Linked DNA regions of Homo sapiens: region 1 is linked to region 2. A link is an interaction called in ENCODE POLR2A ChIA-PET data of the cell type or tissue named here. Cell type or tissue: PC-9. All regions are shown on one strand. Links, peaks and the distances in the headings refer to the core of each region. The heading gives the core; the rest is flanking DNA.

Region 1 (2,811 bases), core at 69-2,568, 380 kb after region 2:
GGCTGAGGCGGGAGGATCACTTAAAGCCAGGAGTTCAAGACCAGCCTGGGCAACACAGTAAGACCCCATCTCTATAAAAAATACAAAAAATTAGCCGGGAGTGATGGTCCACACTTGTAGTCCCAAGCTACCTGGGAGGCTGAGGTGGGAGGATCACCTGAGCCCAGGAGGTTGTTGCTGCAGTGAACTGTGATGGCACCACTGCACTCCAGCCTGGGTGACAGAAGGAGACTGTCTCCAACTGAAGAAACAACAACAACAACAAAAAGGCGGGGCACAGTGGCTCATACCTGTAATCCCAGCACTTCGGGAGGTCAAGGTGGGTGGATCACTTGAGGCCAGAAGTTCAAGACCAGCCTGGCCAACATGGTAAAACTCCGTCTCTACTAAAAATACAAAAACTAGCCAGGTGTGGTAGCACACACTTGTAATCCCAGCTACTTCAGAGGCTGAGGTGGAGCTTGCAGTGAGCTGAGACTGTGTCACTGCGCTTCAGCCTGGGCTACAGAGCGAGACTCCATCTCAAAAAAACAAAAACAAAAAAACACAAAAAACAAACAAAAAAGCACAAAAAACAACAACAAAACCAAACAAACAAAAAACAAGATACAGTATAAACATGTGGAAAACCATAAAAATGGAGGGTCAATGTTAAAAACAGTTTAAATTCATTACTCAACATTAAACATCTAGTGATGCGTAATGATGTTAAAAGACTGTCTTGTATGTAAGCAGCTCACAGTTGTGTGGGACGTATAAAACACATGTATATATGCAGGTATGTTTGTGTGTATGAATGTGTAACATATACATAAAAACTAAAAAGGAGGGTGAGGATGAAGAGAGATGATAAACTCTCGGGTGTTTGATGTAGTTGCTAAGTAAGGAAAATGGAGGTGCGAAGGCTTGCTAATTGTGCTCGAACTTACAGAGTAGAGGAACTGTGGAACTGAGATCAGGCCAGACTTGACCCCTGATTGAGCACAGGAAGCCCAGGTGAATGCCAGTAAGATGACGGGGCACTGCTAAAAATGCACTAGGACAGGAAGGTGGCTCTGGCTTTGGAGAAGATAGAAAAATCTAGTTTGGGGCAAACCATTTTTGAAAAGTTGGCACGTTACCAAATGGCAGCACCTAACAGCTAACTGGTGATATAATTCTGGAGCAAAGATACACCAAAGCCCACCAAACTGTTCAACTCACTCGTGCCTCACAAAACCACCAGTGGCTTAATACTCTAGACTTTTCAATAATTACCAAAGTAGTCCTAAATATTCCCATACCCTACCTGATGTAGTCCCTTCTACAGGTCTTAAGCACTTTTTACCTTTTCATCCCATTCAATGAAATCACTAGGGGGCAGCAGGGCTGGGCCATGGAGGTAGACCTCATTCAAGCTAGCACTGGTAAAGTGTCCACTGTGTGACAGTCACTTGAGACACATCACATAGGATGTGAGTACCCCAGAGTACACATCACATAGGATGACATCACATCACATCACATAGGATGACACAGATCTGTTACCCACCGATTCATTTACAAAATCAAATGTCAGAAAACTCTGAGCTAAAATGTCTGCCACCTTTCACTAGATTCAAGTTTGGGGGACTACTACCTAAATAAATAAGCTGTGTTTCGTGAAATTCAGTACATTCCTACACAGATCAATAACAACACATGGGAGAACAGGTTCACTTGACACCTTAGCTAGCTTGATGTAGGACCTCTGCCAAATTACCTCTGTACCTATGTTTTCTTGTCTGTTATATTTCAATCTTGATTTTATAAGTTTAAAACTGACCATAAAAACATTTCCTAAGTACCAAGTGCTATATAATTCTGCCATGCTCCTGGGTAGACCCAACAGGCCTGAGGCTACACTGGGCTGGCAGGAGTGCGTGTAGAACAGGAACAGATCAGCAGAGCGTGCCAATTCAGGACACCTGAAGTCAAGGTCTGTGCTGCAAACTCCCTGCCACTACTGAGCAGTGTCCTTTCTACTGCCCATTAGGGACAGTCTATTGATTATGAAAGATTAAAGTAGTCAATTACAGCCTCAGTAATTTAGGAAACCCTACTTTCGGCTCCAAGTGTGACTAAAATCCTTGACAGGCAAATCACTTTTCCTTACTCAAATCAACCACGTATCTGCATGTCTATGAAGGGTGGAGAGAATGTAGAGAAGGCACAAACCTAAGACTCGGTTTCTGCCCTCAAGGAGCTGATAATTTGGAAAGGAGAAATCACGTCACAAGCAAAGGACTGCAGAAAATCTGGAAGATAGCAATGAGAACAGTTTCACCAGGGTGGAGCAGTTGGGAGCCAGGATATGCAGCACAGCAGAGAGCAACAGAAGTGGGACTCCACTTCCAGATGGCAGATGGGGCCAATACTGAACCCTTAGGGTGAGCCAGAAAAGATCTGTAGGTGTCAAAGGAGACTGAGAGAGGGTAACTATAAAAAGAAGCCAATGTACAGAGTAGATGTTATGAGGGTAGGGATGTATCCAGTAAGTAGATGCAACAGAAAGTTGAGTGCTCAAGGCTGGGCATGGGCATGTGGCTCCGGCCTGTAGTCCCAGCACTTTGGGACTGTGATTGTGCAACTGCACTCCAGCCTGGGCAACAGGGCAAGACTATGCCTCCAAATTATGAGACACATCTCATTTAAACCTCCCAACAGAGGAGTTTCTAGCTCTCATTTGGGGAAAGTAGGGCCCAGAAGGGTAAAGTAGTGTAAACCAAAGAAAATGACTGGCCGGACGCCATGGCTCACACCTGCAATCCCGGCACTTCGGGAGGCCAAGGT
Region 2 (2,811 bases), core at 119-2,618:
TGATCTCCTGACCTTGTGATCTGCCCGCCTGGGCCTCCCAAAGTGCTGGGATTATAGGCGTGAGCCACCACGCCCGGCCCTTTCTCCTTCTTTTTTTTTTTTTTTTTTAAATAGAGATGCAGTCTTGTTATGTGGCTGGTCTCAAACTCCTGGGCTCAAGTGATCCTACTGCCTCGGCCTCCCAAAGTGCTGGATTACAGGCGTGAGCCACCACACCCAGCTCCGTTCCCTTTCTAAGCAGGGTGCTCCTTTTCTTGCCATTCCCCCCATCCTCCTTCCTCTCCCACAGCTCACTTCCCTCTCTACTGAATCTGCTGAAGATCATGCAGCTGCTGTTCCTACCTCTAAAACCCTCTCTTGGCTGGGTGTGGTGGGTCATATATGTAATCCCAGCACTTTGGGAGGCTGAGGCAGGTGGATCATTTGAGGTCAGGAGTTTGACACCGGCTTGGCCAACATGGTGAAACCCCATCTCTACTAAAAAATACAAAAAATAGTCGGGCGCGATAGCACGCGCCTGTAATCCCAGCTACTCGGGAGGCTGAGGCAGGAGAATCACTTGAACCCGGGAGGCGGGGGTTGCAGTGAGCCGAGATCACGCCACTGCACTCCAGCCTGGGCAATAGAGCGAGACTCTGTCCCCTCCCTCCACCAAAAAAAAGAAAGCCCTCTCTGCAGCCATTCCACTCTCAACTCTTGTTCATTCTCTCCTGCCCTCTAAAAGGTGATCCTTTTAGACCTGACCCCCCCGATGTGTGGCAGGCAGAGGAGAGCAAGCTACTTCTGGGAGGGGAGTTGGGGGAAAGGGCAAGTTAGTCTTTACTGAGGGTGGCAGTGAGCTGGCACTTTGGTGCTTGGTCCTTGGCAGATTCAATCACTTGCCTTTCTCATTGTCTCTTGAGCCCACTATTCCACTCTGGTCCCCACCACTTCCCCCAAAATTGCTCTGAACCATCCCACTGCAACCTGTTGCTTAGCACCTCCGTCTACTCTCAGGCATTAGGACTGACCTCCCAGCAGAGGCTGGTGCAACCAATCACCCCCTTCAGTAAGTTTCTCCCTGGGCTTCACCTGCGGACTTTCCACCTCTCTCTCCTTTTTTTTTTCTTTTTTATTTTTGAGACAGGGTCTCGCTGTGTCGCCGGGTTGGAGTGCTGTGGTGCAATCTCAGTTCACTGCAACCTCTGCCTCCCGGGTTCAAGCGATTCTCCTGCCTCAGGCTCCCAAGTAGCTGGGATTACAGGCATGCGCCACCATGCCCAGCGAATTTTTGTATTTTTAGTAGAGACGGGGTTTCACCATGCTGGCCAGGATGGTCTTGATCTCCTGACCTTGTGATCCGCCTGCCTCAGCCTCCCAAAGTGCTAGGATTACAGGCGTGAGCCACTGCGCCTGGCCCTCCATACATTTTTGTTGTACAAATAAATGAACTCAAAGGATTAACTACAAGCCTAAAGGTTTACACAGGCAGGACCAGTGTAATAGCTGCTGGTAGCCAGGAGGGGACAGCAAAGAGCCACCCTGTGTGGATGAGACCAGAGGGGTGGTGGGAAAGAGGGCGTGGCTGCAACCCACTTCAGGGACACACAACAAGCCCTAGGCTAGTGGTAGAGCCTGCCCTGGGTTCCGAAGTATAATAAAATGGTAAAGACTTAGGTTCAAATCTCTACCACACTACTGTGTGACCTTGAGAAAGCTGCTTAATCTCTCTGAGCCTCAGTCCCCTCCAATAAGGCCAGCTACTTGGGGAGATGACGTGGTAACGTGAGTGGGCTTTGTAACCGGCAAATCGTAAGTATGACGTGGTCAGGCATGGTGGCTCACACCTGTAATCCCAGCAGTTTGGGAAGCCGAGGCGGGTGGATCGCCTGAGGTCAGGAGTTCGAGACCAGCCTGGCCAACATGGCAAAACCCCGTCTCTACTAAAATAGGAAAATTAGCCTGGCATGGTGGCGGGCACCTGTAATCCCAGCTACTTGGGAGGCTGAGGCAGGAAAATTGCTTGAACTCGGGAGGCGGAGGTTACGGTGAGTTGAGATCACACGACTGCAGTCCAGCCTGGGGGACAGAGCGAGACTCCGTCTCAAAAAAAAGTGTGACGTGAGTGTTAGGTGTCTGTGGTGTGAGGGGCTGCTCAAATGTCCATAACTGGGGGACAGGGTAGTTACATAACCATGATACAGCCTGAAGAGGGAACAGAGCTTTTTAAAGACATGGGAACATGTTTATGTTTTAAGGTTAAATGTGTAAATTTATAGAAAGAAGAACAGTGAGATGTAAAATTAATAAGCTTGGGGGGAAATCTGGAAGAAATGTATCATCATAAAAATGAACAGCCATCTGGGTTGTTAGATTTCTGTATTTTCCAAATTTCTACCATGGGCATATATTTGCATTTCTCTTTAGGGTGTGTGTGTGTGTGTGTGTGTGTGTGTGTGTTTGTGTGTCTTTTAGAGAGAGGGTCTTACTCTGTCACTCAGGTTGAAGTGAGGTGATGTGAGCTTTGTGATCATAGCTCGCTGCAGCCTCAAACTCCTGGGCTCAAGTGACCCTCCTGCCTCAGCCTCCTGGGTAGCTAGGACTACAGGCAAGCGCCACCACCCACCACCATGCCCAGCTAATTAAAAAAAATTTTTTTTGTAGAGATGGGTTCTCACTATGCTGCCCAGGCTGATCTCCAACTCCTGGCTTCAAGCAATCCTCCTGCACTGGCCTCCCAAAGCGCTGGGATTATAGGCATGAGCCACCATGCCCGACCCCCTTTAGGTTTTTATGACCTACTAGAATGTTCTTCGGATGGAATATTACAGC

The links. ChIA-PET counts read pairs that join two places held together with the same protein. Peaks named below come from ENCODE experiments on the same cell type or tissue, not always from the same donor. Only the 100,000 strongest peaks of a DNase experiment are listed, where the experiment ranks them.
Region 1: POLR2A ChIA-PET joins it to region 2 with 5 read pairs; 3 of 35 experiments call an interaction of 5 or more read pairs at or near these places.

Annotation. Positions count from the first base shown.
Region 1 is chr7:74,182,438-74,185,248 of GRCh38, reverse strand. The region is part of intron 1 of EIF4H (eukaryotic translation initiation factor 4H); the gene reads right to left. Among named protein-coding and RNA genes, the nearest start is that of MIR590, 7.4 kb to the left of the region's middle. In PC-9, for the core only: CTCF peaks have their summits at 1,175 and 1,374 (motif pointing right); a DNase peak (open chromatin) is centred at 1,368; H3K27ac peaks cover 1,303 bases.
Region 2 is chr7:74,565,635-74,568,445 of GRCh38, reverse strand. All of the region lies in intron 22 of GTF2IRD1 (GTF2I repeat domain containing 1), which reads right to left. Among named protein-coding and RNA genes, the nearest start is that of MIR10525, 29 kb to the left of the region's middle. In PC-9, for the core only: CTCF peaks have their summits at 1,300 and 1,503 (motif pointing right); a DNase peak (open chromatin) is centred at 1,495.